Linked DNA regions of Mus musculus: region 2 is linked to region 1. A link is a loop called in an ENCODE intact Hi-C map of the cell type or tissue named here. Cell type or tissue: gastrocnemius. All regions are shown on one strand. Links, peaks and the distances in the headings refer to the core of each region. The heading gives the core; the rest is flanking DNA. Region 1 has its middle 4.7 kb from the start of Gm40685. Region 2 has its middle 27 kb from the start of A930033H14Rik.

What was found. Peaks named below come from ENCODE experiments on the same cell type or tissue, not always from the same donor. Only the 100,000 strongest peaks of a DNase experiment are listed, where the experiment ranks them.
Region 2: it touches region 1 in a loop (8-fold over the local background); 32 of 42 quality-filtered maps call a loop at or near these places.

What each region holds. Positions count from the first base shown.
Region 1 is chr10:69,305,212-69,309,602 of GRCm38, forward strand. No RefSeq gene overlaps it. Among named protein-coding and RNA genes, the nearest start is that of Gm40685, 4.7 kb to the right of the region's middle. In gastrocnemius, for the core only: CTCF peaks have their summits at 1,193 (motif pointing right), 2,109 (motif pointing left) and 2,905; DNase peaks (open chromatin) are centred at 1,171 and 2,116; H3K27ac peaks cover 4,000 bases.
Region 2 is chr10:69,184,084-69,188,474 of GRCm38, forward strand. It overlaps a transcript of Rhobtb1 not described here. Among named protein-coding and RNA genes, the nearest start is that of A930033H14Rik, 27 kb to the right of the region's middle. In gastrocnemius, for the core only: a CTCF peak has its summit at 2,324 (motif pointing right); DNase peaks (open chromatin) are centred at 2,022 and 2,342; H3K4me3 peaks cover 913 bases; H3K27ac peaks cover 1,823 bases.

The DNA of each region.
Region 1 (4,391 bases), core at 272-4,271:
CTGGATGATAATAAACTGAACCTCTGAACCTGTAAGCCAGCCCCAAGTAAATGTTGTTTTTATAAGCATTACCTCGGTCATAGTGTCTGGTCACAGCTGTAAAATCCTAACTAAGACAGAAAGTGGCTGAGTTAGGATTAGAAATCAAGTCTGTCTAAAAACTAAAACTCACTCTCAAGCTTTGTGTTAGAGAGAGCAGACCCAGGGAGACTCTCTAACTCAAAGGATTAGTATCAAGGTGGGGCCCTGAACTAACTTAGGGACTTGTCCCCACCACCACCACCACGTGCCCCCTGCATTGACTTCCAAGGATCCCAAGATCCATATAAAATATAGACTTCCCCTCCCCCACCCCCAGGCTAGACAGAGCCAGCTCAGGGCTTCTGAGTTCAAGGCTAGTTTCTTTGGCTTGTGTCACACAATTTCAGGTATTTCTGAGTGCAATCTACCCTGGTGCCCTTCTCCTTACTGATAAGCACTCCTCTTGTCAACTGGAATCCTTTGCCTACATGCCTTCCCTCTCACCTCCAAAGCCTCTTATCGCTGTACGCAGAGGCTCTGCGTTAGGTTTCAGGGTCCTTTTAACAGAGGGTGCATCGAATTACCACCCTGACGGCTGGCTAAAGTTTAACCCGGGATGGGATTCTGGAGTCATCCAAAGTTCACTGCATCTGCAGTTACCAGGAGATGAGCCTTAAGTCAGGCCCACATGGGCTTGGCAGATTTGGAGAGTTCCCACACGCCAGTTGGTGTTGGATATTTCTTTACTCACCCATTTTGAAGGCTGTTTGAAAGAGGTTAACTACAGAAAACCTCCTGCCTTGCCCTCCAGTGTCTGGGTTGTAAATGCAAAAATTAGAATAGCGGAAGGGACCTTCATCCTGGAACCCGCCACTCACTTGGGTTATCAATTTGAGCCTGTAGGACACAGAACAGGCTGGGGGCTCAGAGATCAGGATCAGAGGCAGAGAGATCAAAGCCGTCCATCACGGTGACCGAGGGTGGGAGAAAGTTACTCAGGCTCCTCCTCCCGGATACAATCCTGAGCCTGTAAATCTGGTTGCTCACAGCTTTTCGGCCTGGGACACAGAAACAAATAGGGAAACGTAGACAAGATGTGTGCTCATGATATCCGAATAAGCAGTTTAAGCCGAAGGTCCGATCGTGCTATTATACCCTCCAGCCACGAGGCGGCGCCACAGAGCCCGCAGGCACCAGTAGTAAAAAGAAAATGTGAGCTAAGTGGGGCCTGGCTTCTCTGTTTTGGGTGCAGTTTGGTACACCGAGTTCAGAAAGAGGCCTCACAGCAATGCAGCATGGAGCCCAGCTTCAGAGACCTGTATCTTCCCTGGATAAAATGTAGTAGAGTTCGTTTGATACCACCTCTTACAGAGCATCTCTCCTGGGCTGAGTCAGTTTCCTTCACCCAAAGACACTTGGATTTGGCTTTGTATAACGGTCCCAGGCTCCAGGCACAATGAGCAAGAGAGAAGCTGGTCTCATTTCCACCCAAAACCACGCTGTGTGAATTATGAGGTCATCAAAGCATGTAGCATAGAGTGAGATAACCCAGGCTCCCAGTTGAGATGGATAAGCAGCTCGACTAGGTCTGTGGGATGTTAGTCAGGGGCGTTCGAACCCTGCCTTACTAGGGGCAGAAAGAAGGTCCAGTCACGGCCCCAGGCATCACACTATCCCTGTCCCTAGGGACTACTGGGAAGTAAGCTATGAAAGCCAGACCGTGATGACTTTGAGTCTTCCAAAAAATGGTCACTAAAGGTCACAGCCTCTGTCCTCGTTTCTGATCGTTTCTGAGGAAGCAAGATGTCACTCCCTCTAAACCTTTCAAAATTAGAGTCACCCAAGGAATGTTGAAAACTACAGATTCCCCAAGTCAGAATCATTGACGAGAAGGGGCGGCCCAGGAGTCTGTGGTATTTTCTTTTTAAGAAAAACTGTTTACACAAGTAATCTACCTGCAGGAAAGTCCCTCCTTAAGTAATCCTGAAGGTCCTTCTCCCTGCAAGCCCCTTGGCTAGCTGAGATCACTGTCCCCTGAGAAGCCACACTCAAGGACTCCCTTGGTGTCTGTGGAGTCCTTGTCGCCCCCTGCTGGTATGAGAGCAGATCTGCCAGAGTCGCCTTGCCTTCTTGGGAATCACAAGAGGGAAAGCTTTTTCCAGGGTTGTCTGCACTCTCTGATGTTCATTCCAGTGTTCTCGGTGCACTGCAGCTTTGATGCCACTGGCTTGCATGCCTGAGCGCTTCTGTTTATTTACTGAGGAGTCTGCCCTGGTTTGGGCATCACACGGGGCTAGGGAGTGCGGGATACTGGGTCCCCCTGCTATGTTTCCTTGGAAAGCAAGACATTCCATAACCGAGCAGTGGTAGCACACACCTTTATTCCCAGCATTTGGAAGGCAGAGGCAGGTGGATTTCTGAGTTTGAGGCCAGCCTGGTCTACAGAGTGAGTTCCAGGACAGCCAGGGCTACACAGAGAAACCCTGTCTGGGAAAAAAACAAAAACAAAAGAAACAACAACAACAAAAAGATGTTCCAAGATGAGTTTCGAGAGGAACCCATAGCAAATGGAGACACTCTTCCACACATTCCCAGAAGACCATCAGCTCCCAACACTGGGGAGTAACACTCCACAGACTATTGGTCAAGTCTGCTCTGGTCAGCTCCCAACTCTGGAAATACTCACTGTGGGTCAGAAATGGAATCTGTTTAGGCCTTGAAGCCTCTGCAATGAGTGCCTCTCCCCAGGGACTTTATTTACTCAAAAACATGTGGGGTGTCCTGGAAAGGAGGTGGGTTTTGCAATAAAATACACAAGTCCAATCCCCAGTCCAAGGCAACATTTAAAAGTTACTTAAAATATTGAAATTTTTGTGTGTGTAACTTTTTCTAGTTTCTCAATTGCATAGTTCTTCTTTTTTTAAATTTTTTTATTATATGTAAGTACACGGAAGCTGTCTTCAGACACACCAGAAGAAGGCATCAGATCTCATTACAGATGGTTGTGAGCCACCATGTGGTTGCTGGGATTGGAACTCAGGACCTTCGGAAGAGCAATCAGTGCTCTTAACCACTGAGCCATCTCTCCAGCCCCCAACTCCATAGTTCTTGAGTGTGAACTTTGTAACCAAAAGTGTCCTGGTGTGGAAGCAAAAGGTTGGCTATGCCTGTGTGTCTACTGAGCCTGAGAAAGAGCATCTAGTGACCTTCCAGCTGGCCAGATGGAGTGAAAACTTACATGATAGGGTGCCTGTCACCATCATGAATACCAGAGGGTGTTTTTGATTCAGATAAGGCAAGAGAAGTGTATGTAGTGCCCTCTCTGGTGGAGGATAGAGTTAATATTTATGGTATACTCGGAACTCACCACCCAAGCATTCATTTCAATGATCTGCTTGGCACCCGTGAAGGGTAGTGCTTCTCACATGCCCACATTTGGAACCTACTAAAACCTACATTTTGGAAGGCCGGGATGGAGAGGAAGACAACTTCCAGGACCGGATAGTGAAGATACTGCAGGTTGATCATCCTGACTTTAAATATCAAAGAGTATGGGACTAGAAAACCAACCTTCTTCTGAGCAAGGGTCAGGGAATAAATACGCAGAGGATCCAGTGTTGAGCCTGACTCCAGCTACAGATCTGGTCCTGCAAGCCTTGCTACTTCTGACAAGGCATCCCTCAGCCTAGCCAGAAGGGTTGGTTAGGAGCCATTTCTACACTGACAGTCTATACACATCTTAAGCACAGATGAGGCGCATCGCCCCTAGGCTGAAGACAAAGCTGAACAAGTGGAACCAAACCCTTCCAAGCCTTCTATCTTGTCCAAGATCAATAACGGCTCTTTGAGATTCAGCCATGCAGACAGACACCACGAAAAATCCTCATCTCTTTCCACCATGTCCCATAGCTTTCCAAATGTTACTGGCTGGAAACAGATGGGCCAGCAATGGATGGTCCATTACCCGGAAGTTTCTACTATGCCCCTCCCCGCCCCCATCTCCTAATTCCTCACTTCCCCAAAGCGTGTTCTGAGGAGCAGAAAGCTTGCCTCAAGTCCTGGCTCTCAGGCCTCGAGCAGACCTGCTGAGTCAGTCAGCTGAGGTCTGTGATTTATGTGCTGTTGGGGGTCAGAGAAGTTTGAGCCTAAGCCACTTAGTTTATATATTTGTCTCATGGTTTCCACTCAGTTCCCATTTCAGGTCAGCATGACCGGAGGAGTGAGTATAAATAAATATAGGCTCCTTGCCTTCTCTCTCTCTCTCTCTCTATCTCTCTCTCTCCTTCCCTCCCTCCCTTCCTCCATTCCCCCTCCCTCCTTCCTTTCCCCTTCCCTTCCCCTCCCTGTCCCTCCTTCCTCCCTCCTCCCAT
Region 2 (4,391 bases), core at 89-4,088, 120 kb before region 1:
ACCAAAAGGACTACTAATAGATAACAAAGAATCAATCATTCTGGATCCTAGCAGTACAAAAAAAAAAAAAAAAGCAATTGTATTTTTTTTTAGAGATTTATTTATTTATTTATTTACTTACTTTACATGAGTACACTGTAGCTCTCTTCAGACACACCAGAAAAGGGCATCAGGTCCCATTACAGATGGTTGTGAGACACCATAAGGTTGTTGGAAATTGAACTCAGGACCTCTGGAAGAGCAGTCAGTGCTCTTAACCACTGAGCCATCTCTCCAGTCCCACAATTGTATTTATTCTCAGAATTCTTGAAGCCGAGTAGATTATAGACGTAAAACAAGTTGTTTCAACAATACTTACTGGATCCCATGAAATGTACAGGAGTAAAATGTGATGCCCTTGGCTTAAGTTGAAAATAATGTAGGTCCAAGTGCATTTAAAGATAAGGAGATGGCTCAGTAAAATGCTTACCAAGTTCAGCTCCCAATACCTATGCAAAATCCAGGCATGACTACGGTGCCTGTTTTTCCTAGCGCTGAAGAGATGGGGCTTCATGGCCAGACAGCCTAGCCTAGAGCACCGAACTTCAAGTGCAGTGAGAAACCCTGTCTCAAAAAACAAGGTGGAGAGCCATGGCAGAAGACACCCCATAATAATCCAGGGCCTCCATCAGCACACATGCATGCGAACACACTTGAATCTCACGGCTTCCCAACGGTCTTAGTTTGGGTTTTATTGCGGTTAAGAGACATATGATCAAGGCAGCCCTTACAAAGGCAAATATTTAACTGGGGCTGGCTTATGGTTTTAGAGGTTCAGCCCATTATCATCACTGTGGAAGCATGGCAGCATCCAGGTAGACATGGTGCTGGGGGAGCCGGGAGTTCTACATCTCTATCTGATCAGCAGGCAGCCCTGGATTCTTTTGTAGGCAGCCAGGAGTAGGGTCTCTTCTGCACTGAGTGGAGCATGAAGGCTAGGAGACCTCAAAGCCCACCTACACAGTGATGTACTTCCACCAGCCAGGCCACACCTCCTCATAGTGCCACTTCCCATGGGCCAAGCATATTCAAACCACCACACCCACTCGGTACTGTGCAGCATAGTGCTTGACTGCCATTACCCACTACTGACTGGCCTCCACACTGCCGATGCCTGCCATTACGAAAGAGCATTGAATGTTGTGTTGTGAAAAACACAAAGGTTCAAAAAAAGTGTGGTTTCTGTTGAATCCGTTTATTACTTTCAAATCAACTTAAAGACCAAAGATCCAGGCTTCCTAAATGGTACCTTCTTTCTCCTGTATGCTCGGGTTCTCCTACATGCTTGGCACCCTTGACATGGTGTTTGCTGAGCAACGACAAGCTCAGCAAATGCTTAATGGATGGGCGATAGATGTACTGAAACAAGCCTGCTTTTCCTGAAGTCATGAAATTATCCCCCAAACAGGGAAGTTTGAGTTCTGTGAGTCATTTAAACTCTCCGCTAAGGCCAAGATTTGGGGGAGGGGGGGCTGGAGAAGCAGCTTAGCCTGAAGAGCACCTTTTGATCCCTCAGAAAGCCCCGTGGTTTCTGTTTCCAGCACCCACATGGTGGGTCACAAACCATGACTCCAGTTCCAGGGGATCCAGTGCCCTCTTCTGTCCTCTGGGACACCAGGCATAGAAGTGCTGTATAGAGACAAAATACTCATACACATAGAAGTTTTAATTATTATTAAGAAATCTAGGAAGAAAAGAGCAGATAGTATCCCTAGTTTTCCAAGTGTTTAAAAAAAAAAAAAAAAAAACACCATGAGTTAATGTTTTCCCTATGCGTGAAATTAGTGACGCTCCTTGCCCAGAAATAAGTATCAATTTGGCAACTGGTGAAATGTTTGCATATTTTCCTCGGAACGAACTGACTTCATAAAAAGGGAAGGAGCCGGAGTTTCTGGTTTCTGGGGCCCTGGAAGCTAAGAGCTGAACGTATAAACAGTGAGTAACACATTAGTCATAGTCCGCAGCTGCTCCCTGGCAGGACAAGAAATAACAGGCTCAAAATACTGCGGAGAACCAGGCTTGACAAAAAAAAAAAAAAAAAAAAAAAAAAAAAAAAAAAAGGCATTTCTCTCAAAGAGTGAGTCTCAGTCAGATGGCCCGGGAAAGCGCGTGTCTGGAGGGATTGTGGGATTGTTTTCTGTGTCATTCGTATAGATAATCCACGAACCTGTTTTGATGAGTTTTTAGTTGTCTTCTTTCATAAAAGCTGACGGGATAGAATGATTTTCGGTCTTGATTTTTTTTTTTTTTTTTTTCTAGAAACTTGACTCATTTCACACATGTCCCCTAGAGGGCAGCAGTGGCCCAAAACACAGGCCAGGATCTAACCCTTTGGCGCCAGTCTGTCCACTGCTTAGGTCCTGCAACTGCTTCCTTCAAGTTGTCAGTGGTGTGATCATTTCTATCCCGTTGTGTCTATCTAGAAAACCCACTAAACCTGAGAAAACAAAATAAGAGTTCATTTCACAACGTTTGGGATGGAATTATATGAGGTTTACATTTTGTCTTTCTATATATGACCTGTACACACATAGCCTAGGCCGGTGCTTCTCAACCTGTGGGTCTCCCACCCTCTCACTGAGGTTGCCTAGGACCATCAGAAACCCCAGATATTTATGGTACATTCCACAGCAGCAACAAAATTACAGTTACAAAGTAGCAATGAAAATAATTTCATGGTTGGAGGTCACCACAAAATGAGGCACTGTATTGAAGGGTCACGCAGCATTCGAAGGCTGAGAGCCACTGGTTCAGGTGACCCTGTGCCTGTGGGCGTGTAGAGAATATAGATGCTTGAAAGCAAGAAGTCAAAGCTTCTGCCCTTTATGGAGAAATCAAAACTATTCCAGGCATTGCCAAGTCTCTATCCATGCTTGTTCTCACTCTGAGGTTACTACGTATGGAAGAATTGGTTTGATGGTAGATTTAGTAAGGAATAGGACAAAGAAATAAGGGTAGGTGGCTTAGTCTAGAAAGGGTAGCAGACTGACTTGATATACGGAGGATGGCTATTCGATTTGGAGATTGTAAGTGGCAACGTTAATTTTAAAATGTTCCTTTTACGATGTAAAGCATGGCAATCTGGGGAGACACAGCTCCGAACAGCATCCAATTCTGGTAGTGCACAGGGCTTCCTGTTGTGGTGGTGGCAAACCAGCACAGGGTGCATCCCAGAAAGATGAAGGCGAGAACCTGAGTGTACAATTTTCAGATGCTGAGGTCTTAACACTGTTCTTTAAATATTTCGTTTCTGCTCAGAGACATTTTTATTCAAAGGACACAACTTTTACAAGGTGGCAGGTTTTTTGTTTGTTTGTTTGTTGTTTGTTTGTTTGTTTGTTTGCAAGGGTACCTCAAGAGCTTCCCATGATCCTTGTGAATTTATCTTCCGGGATCTCTCTGGCTGTGTTTAAGTTGTTTGCTGAACGGACTTTATTCTTTTTCCTGCTGTGAAATTAAGGGCAAGAAGGAAACCACACATATGCTACAAAAGGGTTGCGTGATGTCAGATCTGAACTGGTCTTGACAGATGTGGGCTGAGAAGGGTGGGTTTGTACACAAAATTCAGGGCAGTGAAAACCATCTCTCCACACATCCCTGAGTGGATTTGAGGATGTTCCTATCATAGCTTTTCCTCAAATCCAGTGCTGTGTCCTGTCTCCACAAGATAGATTGTCTGTGCATCTTGTGGCTGGAGATTACATGTCTGACAAGTGACGTGGGAACATTCAGATACTGCATACCAAGTTGCAATCCATGTCACAGTCAGAACTTTATGTATATGCTAGGAAATGTTCGCAGCTGCAACACCCTGGCTGGTAAGTGTTTGTGGTGGCCTAGTGCTATGTTGAGAATGATACCGCCCAGCCCCTTGGAACAGGTGCCTCTTTTAGTGGCTCTAACTCTGAGGAGTCAAAGAAACGGAATCCCAGTGTGGACAGTGTGATATTTGTGATATTTACGGGAAGGGGACAAACTGTAACAAGTGGAGCTGTGGATTATTGTTTACCCTTGTTTTTGGTGTTGTTTCATTCTATTTTGCTTTGACACAAGGTCTTAGTCTATAGCCCAGAGTAGTCTGGAAATTCCTATGGACTTGAGCTCCGGGCAGTCTCCCTTACCACAGAGCTGGAGTCTAGATATGAATCATCACCCCAGAAACCATAAAAGAGATCATACTTACCCCAAATTGGCCAAACGAGAAGCCTTTAAATACTTCTAGAAGGAACACTTCTTTAAATAAAAACAAAATTATAACCGAAAAAGGCCCAGATCTATTATTTAAGATCTATTTTATAATTGGTGTGTGCACGTCCTCAGAGGCCAGTAGAGGGAATTGACTCTGAGAGGCT